Linked DNA regions of Mus musculus: region 1 is linked to region 2. The links are chromatin contacts, found by Hi-C in ENCODE. All regions are on one chromosome and are shown on one strand. The core of a region is the stretch at or near the end of the contact, and the rest is flanking DNA. Distances in the headings are between cores, read along the strand shown. Region 1 holds the start of Ywhah (tyrosine 3-monooxygenase/tryptophan 5-monooxygenase activation protein, eta polypeptide). Region 2 has its middle 20 kb from the start of Gm52771.

Region 1 (5,489 bases), core at 2,684-5,183, 310 kb before region 2:
TGCACAGGGCCAGGCAGTGGTGGCACACGCCTTTAGTCCCAGAACTTGGGAAGCAGAGGCAGGCGGATTTCTGAGTTCGAGGCCAGCCTGGTCTACAGAGTGAGTTCCAGGACAGCCAGGGCTATACAGAGAAACCCTGTCTCAAAAAAAGGAAAAAAAAAGAAAAAAGAAAAAAGCATAGGATTATGCCTTCCCCGGGGCATTCACCTTTACACAGCACCTGCTTCTCCCATTTCTCACAATCTCCCAGCTATTGGCAACAAGAGCCTTTACCTCTTCTTGTCCAACTCATGTTTCCTTAAATGCACTTCTGCATCCTGAATTTCATAGTCATCAAATCCAACATTTCTCTTTATGCTCTGCCAACACTAAGACTACAGCAGCTGGGTGTGACTGCACAGCCTGTAAGCCAAGCACTCAGGAGGCCCGAGCAAGAGGATCCTGGGTTTGAAGTCAGTGAGACTCTAAGACTGTACGACACGGTGTTTTTATTTTATAATTTCACAATGACCACCTATGTTTTGATATAACTGATTCCGGAATAGAAGCGACTGAATTATGCCCACCTCTCTACCTACCAATATTCACCGGAGGCCTAGTTTCCCTTTTTCCTGATATCCTAGTCCTTCTACAGTAACATTTCATCCCACTTAATAAGCTTGCTTCAGAGTCCACATTAAACCCCACCAACCTGGCAAGGTATGAGATCAGGAAAAGCTTAAAGGTCTCTTTACTGAGCTTCTGTTCAGAAGCATGTGTTGACTTTTCATACTGAGTTTCAACTCATCTGAAGGAACACCACTATTTCTAATGTACTGAGGGAAGGTTGCTGGGGAATCAAAACTGGGCCCTCAACATACTAGGCCAACTTCCCTACCACCTGAGCTCCAAGCCCAGCCACAATCCCTAAGGTTTACCACTACTGTCCTCCAGGTGACGCTGCTGGATTAAGAAACATTATAGCAATATGATTAAACCATTTAAATTGAGAGAAAACCTTGAAGATTAAAGACCAAAAAATGACTTGTAGTACAAACATTCCTACTTTTATACTTGAGAGACCGTGAAGCCAGGAGAACTAACTTTCAAAGTCAGAACAATGGCCTCAGATCATCCCATCCAGCCAGTGTCTTGTTTCACTCTCTAGAACTACATACTTACCTGCCTTTCAATTGCCTGAAAGCAAGGCCACATTCACCCCGAGATAAGCTAGGCACGGTGGTTCGCACCAGTGAGCCCAGCATTTGACAGTTAAGGCCGCAGCATCGGGAGTTCAAGGCCAACCTCATCTATTAATGTGTTTGAGGCCAGCCTGAGATGCATGAAACCCTATCTAAAAGGGGAAAAATTAAAGCAAACAATATAAGTTTACTAGAATTCACTCTTCCCAAAAGCTTAATTAAGGTTTATTAATGGGTGACTCATTAACATTTATTAAGAATTTTATCTACGCCGGGCAGTGGTTGTGCACGTCTTTAATCCCAGTACTTGGGAGGCAGAGGCAGGTGGATTTCTGAGTTCGAAGACAGCCAGGACTACATAGAGAAACCCTGTCACGAAAAACCAAAAAAAAAAAAAAAAAAAAAAAAAAAGAATTTCATCTACAAACTATACCAACAGGCAAATGAGATAAAAGTACATCCCATTAATACAGGTGGGACAAACATGAATTCTGATAGAAAATACTCCTCGTTTTTAACAGTTTATTTGAGGGAATGTTTTACCATAAATTTGATGGTACAAATATTAAATTCTCAATGTTTGATATCTTTTCCAACTGATGAATCATTTTAGACATAGATTATAAATTTCAAACACAAAGGTCCATTAGCTTTTGCAAAATGTTTCCTCAATGCCTCGGAGAACATCTGTGGATACAAGCAGGAAATTGCAGAACACTCTTCAAGGCCATTTAGAAACACACCAGAAACCTTTTCTTTTTTTTCCTGCTAAAATTGTTTTTTTCTTATAATCTCTCTCTAGTCTTTCCTTTCTTCCCACCTCAGGATAGTTGATAGCTCCAGACATCTGATGGCCATTTCCCCTTTACTGTGTATCCTCTTCATTTTCAGAGGTCCTCCCTAAACTGCCCAAACCTCCAAGCCCACTCACATATGGAGCAAAGGCCCCCTAAGCCAGCTGTTCAGGGAGAGGCCTCAACTTGCACAATACCAGAAACATTTAGACATTTAGTAGTGACTTGGTGTGTGGATAGAGGTGGCTTTCAGGGTACACTTTAGTAATATCAGTCTTGTTTCCAAAAAATTTTGCAAAACTGTTATTTTAAATTCATTTTCTCAAAGAATCCACAATTTCTTCAGAAAAATTCATACCCCAAACCTAGAATGTTCCCTGGTATAAATGAATGCTTCTAACCAGAAAAGCATACCATAATGCTGAAATCAGTATCACCAAGGAATCAACAAATGGCCTGCCTGTGATGTTGCTGGATTCCAGAGACATCCTGCTGAATGTGTACAAGGACCCTGGAGGAAAGCTAACTTGATTATTGTTCTTACCTGAGAAAATCCTAAATGTTGGCCTCAATTTTCTATTTCATGTAGTATCAAAATACAATTTCCAAATTAAATGTGTATGGAGTATGTGGGTTTAAGAAAGCCTTTCAAAGACTAGCCATAGGTCATATGAGCTACAATTCAGGGCAGTTAATACTTAGGTCAGCTAAAAACTGCCCAAGGGCTGCTAAAATGCAGATTTCTGGGTCTCACCCTCAAAAATGTTTATGTATTTAGAAGTCTAAGGTGGAATCCAAGGAAATTTTCTCCCTAGTCTTAAGAGCTAGGTGGCCACAGTTGTAATTCTGCCACTGTGTGACCTTGACAAGAAATATTCTTTTAGAAAAAACCCAGGATGATGTGAAGAGTTGTCTATAGTGATGTGGTAACAGAACTCCAAAGTCTTGGGTAGGCAGGTAGGCTCTAGGCTAAGCTATTGACTAGGGTGTGGCTGGGCAGGTCTCCTTTACCGGAAATCAAGCTCCAGAATCCATCTCTGAGGGTCTCAGGAATGCAAAGGCCCCCAGGGTTGCTTCGTTTTCATTTCATCTCCAGGAAGGCACGCAGCATGGACCGTTGGGATGTATGCAGGGACCCACACCCTCCTTCACGCCCAGGACTGCTGGAAAGGGGTCTTCCCACACAAAGCCAGACCCGAGGTGTGGAAAGTGGGGGAAAAAAACAACTTCAGACAAGCAAACCAAACCGGTCGTAGTAGAGAAAACCAGGAGATGGGTCTCCACTCGCGGATGAGCCTTTATTACAAGTGGGTGAATGGTGGAAGGAAAGCGCCTTTCGCCCAGGTCCGGCAGAAGGGTCTAGAAGCAGGAACGCGACTTCCTCCTTTCCTCGGGCACCCCCTCCCCCACCGGGGCTCTGCGCTAGGACACGGCGACCCCCGCCCGCCAGCCACCGAGAGGCCTCCCGGGGAGACCCCGCCCCGGCCAGGCCGCAGGAAACGGAGAGTCCAGCGGCCGCCGCGCCCAAAAGGTGGCGGCGCGTAGGGAGAGAGCCGCCGCCCAGGCTCGGGCCGCCCCGCCCCGCAGCCCCCGGCCGCCCGGCTCCCCAGCGCGCTCACCGCCTTCATGGCGGAGGCCATATCGTCGTAGCGCTCCGCCTGCTCCGCCAGTCGCGCCCGCTGCAGCAGCTGCTCTCGATCCCCCATGTCGCTCGCGACTCGGCCTCGCCTCGCACGCCCACACCGCCTGCTCACTCGCTCGCTCGCTCGCCCGCCCGTCCGCTTCCCGGTCGCCGCCGAGGCCGCTACCGCGCACGCGCACTGGCTCGCCGGCTGGCGGGAGGCTGCAGGCTGCGCCGCCGCTCGCGCCTTCTCGCTGGCTGGCTGCACGCGCTGTGGCGAGCGCCGCGGAGCCGCCGAGAGAGGATAGGGGGCGCCGCGGGCGGGCGGGCGGGCGGGGAGGACGCGACCACGCCTGCGCACTCGGATCAGCCCGCCGAGCTACGGGAGGGGGCGGGGCGGCCCAGCCCTAACGGTCTTTTTAAGGTGACGTCACCTACTATAAATAGCCGCGGCGAGGGCCGCGCTGGAGAGCTGCGCAGGCGCCTTAGGAGTACTGCAGTTTACCGCCGCAGCGTTGGAGGGTGGGGAGCGGCTGGGGCGCGGCGATGGTGGTTCCGCAGGCAGGCGTTGTCGCAGCCCTGGCCAGGAAAACGCTACAGAACCCATGATAGAGCTCGGGCTTGAGAAGCAGATACCCGCAGATAACCCTGTATGGAAAAGCCGAGGCGCCCCGGACCGAGGGGCGGCTTTGTTGGGTGTTGCCACCTCCAGCAAGCGGTCAGCTCTGTCAGCGGCGTGGGGTGGGTCCTGCCCTTTGGGACAGCCCCTCACAGACACACTAGAATCCACAATACTGCAGGGTAGTGCCATCCTTAAAACTGACCTTGGGCCAGCTCTGGCTTGCACAGGAAGGGATAGGGAACTTGGCAGAGCGGAGTAGCGTTCAGGACATACCTACGGGGACCTGACTTACTGTTGGGCCTTGACTAGCACTAACCTATTTCATACAACCACTCCGGGAAAGGCTCAGCAGGTCCCCCATTCTTCAAAGCAGAAGTGCAATCTACAACCCTGGTAAACCTAGGAAAACCAAAAGTTGGCAACTATCAGGGTCGACTTAGCCTGGTTCAAATCTTTTTAGGGAATTAGTGATTATAGGTCAGAGGTGCAGTGTTGGCCTGGAGGGCCTGATGCTCAGTGGAAGAAGGAACAAAAATTCAAGGCAAGGTGACATATCCTATTTGTGGAGGGGCCAAAATCTAATTTCAGTGTCTTCTTGGATTTCTGTGGCGATGGACTGGACACTAAGCCTTCACCGCTCCTGTCGTTCTGTGCTAAAGGTCCCTGGGTTGGACCTCAAGCTAGAAAAAGTGCAATTAAAACAAAACAGTCTGGCATGGTGGAACATGTCTTTAATCCTAGTAGCCAGGAAACAAAGGAACAGGCAGGCATATCTCTGAGTTCTAGGCCAGTCAGGGATACACAGAGAAATCCTGTCTGAAACACACACACACACACACACACACACACACACACGGCTGTTACACAAAGAGAAGCCATGCACACACATAAGAAAAATCTAGCCCACTGTAGCACAGAAGAAGGGGCCTTAGGTTCACTGAGGAGTGTGTGTGTGTGTGCTCATGTTGAAGACTGCTCAGGAGCCATGTTTTTGTTTTTGTTTTTGTTGGTTTTGTTTTTTGAGACAGGGTTTCTCTGTGTAGCCCTGGCTGTCCTGGAACTCACTCTGTAGACCAGGCTGGCCTCGAACTCAGAAATCCGCCTGCCTCTGCCTCCCGAGTGCTGGGATTAAAGGTGTGCGCCACCACACCCAGCTATGATATATATATGTGTGTGTGTGTGTGTGTGTGTGTGTATATATATATATATATATATATATATATATATATATATATATGCATGCGCCACCCCCATATCACCTGTCACTGTCA
Region 2 (5,924 bases), core at 2,070-4,569:
AGACTAACCCTAATCTATGAAACCTAACACCCTAAACAAAACACTAACCACTAACACATAACCCTAACCCTGAACCCTCAGCCTGACATTCATCCTCACCATAACCCCATTAACCATGACCCTAACCTTAACAACCCTAACACTGTCCCTAACCCTAACCCTAATCCCTAAAAACTAATCCTAACCCATAACCATAACCCTCTAACTCTAATCCAAACCCCCCAAATAACCCCCCCTAAAGCTAGTTTCATATCCTATGCCCTATATAACCCATAAGCCTTATTCCTTAACTCCCAAAACCATAGCTCCCCATAAACGGAACCCAAACCAGGAACCCTGAACCCTAATCGTAACCCTAAACATAAAACCCTAACCACCCTACACATAACCATAACCTTAACCCTAACCCCTAACCCGTATCACCTAACCCCTAAAATAAGGCAAACCCAAACACTAACCCCTAAAACTAACCCATAGCTCTAACCCTGAAACCAAAACCTAACCCTGAATCCTAACCCTGAACCTTCACCTTCACCAACACCCTCATCCAAACTCTAACCACTCTGACTTTAAATCTAACAACCCTAACCTTAACAACTCTAACACTAGCCCTAACCCCTAAATGGAACCCCTAACCCTAACCATTAACCCCTACCCCCTAACTCCTAAACCTAATTCACAGACTAACCCTAACCCTAACCCTGAAATGAAACCCTAGCCCTGAATCCTAACCCTGAACTGTCACCTTCACATTCACACTCACCCTAACCTTAACCCCCATAACCCTAACAAACCTATCCCTAACATCCTAAATTTAACCCTAACCCTAACCCTAGAAGTGAACACTAACCTTGAACCCAAACGCTGAACCCTAACCCTCACATTCACCCTCACTCTAGCCTCTCTAGCCCTAATCCCAAGCCTAGCAACCCTAACCCTTAACTCTAACCCTCTAATCTTAACCCTATAAGCCTAACCCTAACCCAAACACTAACCATAAAACTGTAACCCTAACCACTAACCCCTAAACTCAAACCACCCTCTAATCCTAAAACTAACCCCAACCATAACCACATGCGCCATATAACCATGTGGCGCCACCACACCTCTAATCCCATGACCTTGAACTCGGAGATCTTCAAATGTTTAAATTTTTAAAATTCATTTATCTAGTCATTTCTTTTCTTTCTTTCTTTCTTTCTTTCTTTCTTTCTTTCTTTCTTTCTTTCTTTCTTTCTTTCGTCCTTTCTCTTTCTTCCTTTCTCTTTCTTTCTTTCTCTTTCTTTCCTTTCTTTCTTTCTTTCTTCCTTTCTTTCCTTTCTTTCTTTCTTCCTTTCTTTCCTTTCTTTCCTTTCTTTCTTTCTTTCCTTTCTTCCTTTCTTTCCTTCCTTTCTCTTTCTTCCTTTCTCTTTCTTTCTTTCCTTTCTTTCTTTCTTTCTTCCTTTCTTTCTTTCTTCCTTTCTTCCTTTCTTTCCTTTCTTTCTTCCTTTCTTTCCTTTCTTTCTTTCCTTTCTTTCCTTTCTTTCTTTCTTTCCTTTCTTCCTTTCTTTCCTTTCTTTCCTTTCTTTCTTTCCTTTCTTTCTTTCCTTTCTTTCTTTCCTTTCTTTCTTTCTTTCTCTTTCTTTCTTTCTTTCCTTTCTTTCTTTCCTTTCTTTCTTTCTTTCTCTTTCTCTCTCTCTCTCTTTTTTCTTTCTTTCTTTCTTTCTTTCTTTCTTTCTTTCTTTCTTTCTTTCTTTCTTTCTTTCTTTCTTTCTTCTTTCTTTCTTTCTTTTTGCTTTTTTTCGAGACAGGGTTTCTCTGTATTGCCCTGGCTGTCCTGGAACTCACTCTGTAGACCAGGCTGGCCTCGAACTCAGAAATCCACCTGCCTCTGCCTCCCGAGCGCTGGGATTAAAGGCGTGCGCCACCACGCCCAGCCATTAGTCATTTCTTTAATTAATTTAGTCTTGGTTTTTTTTTTCGAGACTCAGCTGGTATTTTTTCCTATTTTTTTGTCTCCCCCCCCCCCCCCCAGAGCTGAGGACCGAACCCAGGGCCTTGCACTTGCTAGGCAAGCACTCTACCACTGAGCTAAATCTTCAACTCCTCCTATTTTTTATTTTTAAATTTTTAAAGGTTTAGATTTATTTATTTATTTATTTATTTATTCAGAATTATTTCTTTATTGAATTTTTTTTTTTTCTGAGACTGGGTGTCTCTGGGTTGAACCCCGAGACGGTTTCTCTCGCGCGCCACCCGGTGGCGACAAGTTGTCACTCCAACGCTCCGCTCCGGTCGGTGTCAAAGGATATGGATTTGCCTGCGGTCAACCGGCCAGCCTGAGGGAAGGGCGGGCAGTCGAGCGGCTTCGACCCGGTGACGGGGTCGCGTTTTAAAACAGTAGGTTACCGGGAGATTGTATCTGGAGCTACACAGGTGGGACCTACAACTCCCACCTTGCCTCGGTGCTTTTGTGATGTCACTTCCTGTAGCAAACAGGAAGTAACACCCGAGGCAGGAAATGACTACAACTCCCAGCATGCTTAAACACTAACTTCCTGCGCCAGACAGGAAGTTCCTCCGTTCCCAACAGGAAGTGAGTTCTTCTAGGGAAGAACTCGGAGCGTCAGCGACGACGAGGATTTCCGGTTTTGAGTTCGCTGCCCGGAAACAAACAGGGCATGCCGCATGCGTAGTTCCTCTCCTTGCCGAACCCAGTTTTCCTGGTCCTCTCCGCGTCGCCACCTCTGAGCAGCGCGACCTGATCTCCGGTTTCCCCGCAGCGACTACCGTTACCCCCGGCGACTCCAGTGACGTCACCGGGTCAGGTCCTGACCGAAGAGCCTTGGGCGACCCGTCACCACTCCTCGCCTGTTGACGTGTGCTGCAGCTGTACATGTGTACATGTGTACATGTGTGCCTGTTGTGTGATGCCAATGTACATGTGAACATGGGTCCCTCGTATGTGATGCTGCTGCACATGTAAATATGTGTGCCTGATGTGTCATGCTGTTGCACATGTTTACATGTGTGCCTGTTGTGTGATGCTGCTGTACTTGTGTACATGTGTGCCTGGTGTGTTATTAACCTGTAAATGTATGCCTAGTGTGTGTTGCCACTTTACATGTGTGCCGGGAGTGTGATTCTGCTGCACATGTGGACATGTGGGCCTGGTATGTGATGCTGCTGCACATGTGGACATGTGGGCCTGGTATGTGATGCTGCTGCACATGTGGACATGTGGGCCTGGTGTGTGATGCTGCTGTTCATGTGTCCTGGAGTTTGCCTGGTGTGTGATGCCACTTTACATGTGATCCAGGTGTTAGATGATGCTGTACATGTGTTCAGGTGTGCCTGGTATGTGTTGCTGTAGCACATGGGTACAGGTGTGGCTCTTTATGTGATGCTGCTGCACATGGGTTCATTTGTGCTGTGTGTGTGATACTCAGTGTGACACTCAGATACTCATGCAAACATCAGCTTTTATTTGTATGAGGGACTTGTGCCATGAGAATTTTTGAGAATTTTAGGAATTGTTCTGACCTCTCAAGAACATCAAATAAATAGTAAATGACTGAGATAGCAGAAGCAGCAGCTTTATTACCTCAGAAATAGTTGCATGGCCTGTGAACCACAATGGCTTGAATTTAGCTAGTTTTGATATCCACTCCACTGCCTTAGGCACATCCCAACGTTCACTGACACCCATCATCTGCAAGGACAGACTTCTCACTTCTCTGTAGAGCCATGGTTCCAGAGAGAAGATGCCTTAATTTAGTGCAACCTACTGCTTAGGAAGACTCTTCTGGCATTTCTTTTGCTAGTGTCTACTCCAGAGTTCTCAAAAAAGGATCCAAAGTGCAGACATTGGGATTAGAAATCTGGCTTCAGATCTGAGCCATATGTGAGGGAAGAGATGTGAATTGCTCACAGAACTGCTGTGATGTCTACAAGTGCCCTGGGCTGGATTATGAGATGTGCTGACTCAGGGATGTGTCCATGTTAGGTAAGCACTTTACCACTAAGCTATAATATTCACCCCCATCCTGATGTCTTTTGTTCCAACCAAGAAGGAGCTAGAGAAAGTATCCAAGGAGCTGAAGGGGTTTGCAGCCCCATAGGAGGAACATCAATATGAATTAACCAGTACCCCCAGAGCTCCTTGGATCTAAACCACCAATCAATGAAAACACATGGTGGAACTTGTGGTTCTAGCAGTATATGTAGCACAGGATGGTCTAGGCAGTCATCTGCCGCAGACCCTCTGGATCCCTTTGTCTGCGTGGAATGGGTCTCTAGTTGCAGGTGGGTAAAGGGTGCATGAATTGACAGATAGATGCACACAGGAGAGGTTCTGTAGAATCTGAATGTAATGTGTCAAATCGAGCATCAAACTTTTTATACAGAAGACAATAAGGAAGTTGGGTGACACACTCGCAAGGTACAAAGAGGTTACTGGATTCTTACATAAAACAGAGGAATACAAACACAGAAGGTCTAACAGGAACCACCTGGGATAGAATTCATTGTTAACAACTGGGATCAAAAGGAGCTCCACCTAAGATTCACTTAATCTTAGAAGCTAGGGTCAAGGGCTTCGTGCCCTTTCCATAGTTCCTATTTTAGTCTATTGTATAGTCCACCTTTCCCTTAGGCCATTGTAAATACATGTGTATGGGTGTAACTCAGCTATCTATAGTTCTAAGTATCTACTCTGGTTTCTCCTTAGGTCTGAAATTTCTTCCTAGATGATGGTAAATTCCTATGTAGGGCAGTGACCTAGCTTTTATTCAAAGTGATACCAGAGGCTATTCTGAATGTCACTGAATAGGCAACATTCTTCCTGGATTCCAAGCCCTTGGTCTGCTCAAGGACTTTCTAGGATATTGGAACACTGGCGAAGGCTTTGGCTATGTCAGAATTAAATCTTAAAAGGCATTTATAATAGGATAATTCTAAAAGAGAGCATGTGGATCCATACACTAGACTGACTCGGGAATGGAATATTAATGTATAGGTTAGAGAGAATGCCAGATTCCAGGAGTGAGTTTCCGTGAAACTTTCTGCCTCGTGAGTGGCTTCCAGGCCTCAGCCAGAGTGTGTGGCAGTCATCAGTGGGAGGAAAGGCCCTAGGTCCCGTGAAGGTTCTATGCCCAAGTATAGGGGAATTCCAGGACTGGGAATGGGAGTGGGTGGGTTGGGGAGCAGGGGAAGGAGGAAGGGATAGGGGGTTTTCGGAGGGGAAACTAGGAAAGGGGATAACATTTGAAATGTAAATAAAGAAAATATCAGCTGGGCGTGGTGGCGCATGCCTTTAATCCCAGCACTTGGGAGGCAGAGGCAGGGGGATTTCTGAGTTCAAGGCCAGCCTGGTCTACAGAGTGAGTTCCAGGACAGCCAGGGCTATACAGAGAAACTCTGTCTCAAAAACCAAAGAATAAAAAAATAAAAATAAAGAAAATATCTAATAAAAAAGGAACATGGACATTTTAATAACTTATGCTAGTCTTGTGATAGGTAAACTCTCTTTTTAAAAGCTATGGGGTCTGATCAGTTTTAGTTTTAGCTTTTCTACAGAGCTAATTAAATCTCATCAGAGCAAGAGACCATATTTTTGCCAACCTTTCAGTTGGATCCACTGAGTGCTTTATTATTTTTTTTAAGATTTATTTTATGTGTGTGAGTACACTGTAGCTGTCTTCAGACACACCAGAAGAGGGCATCAGATCCCATTAGAGATGGTTGTGAGCCACCATGTTGTTGCTGGGAATTAAACTCAGGACCTCTGGAAGAGCAGCCAGTGCTCTTAACCTCTGAGCCATCTCTCCAGCCCGAGTGCTTTATTTTATTTTAAGCATATGAGTGTTTTGCCATAATGTGCGTCTGGTGCCAGCAGAAACCAAAAGACGGCATCTGATCAATGGTACTGGAATTACAGCTGGTTA

What was found. Hi-C counts contacts between places; a loop is a spot of excess contacts on that map.
Region 1: a map of heart shows a loop between it and region 2 (2.5-fold over the local background). The contact joins the promoter of Ywhah here to the enhancer-like site in region 2. A Hi-C loop is called at or near these places in 2 of 37 maps with a recorded cell type or tissue (T-helper 1 cell and heart).

The regions. Positions count from the first base shown.
Region 1 is chr5:33,017,260-33,022,748 of GRCm38, reverse strand. Ywhah (tyrosine 3-monooxygenase/tryptophan 5-monooxygenase activation protein, eta polypeptide) reads right to left here and starts at 3,933. Exons shown (of 2, transcript NM_011738.2): 1 at 3,595-3,933. The coding sequence starts at 3,681.
Region 2 is chr5:32,710,711-32,716,634 of GRCm38, reverse strand. No RefSeq gene overlaps it. Among named protein-coding and RNA genes, the nearest start is that of Gm52771, 20 kb to the left of the region's middle. Within about 2 kb of position 3,319, at least 1 of the 3 ENCODE cell types and tissues checked has a DNase peak (open chromatin) inside an H3K27ac peak, as active enhancers do; it is heart, where a contact is called at or near this core.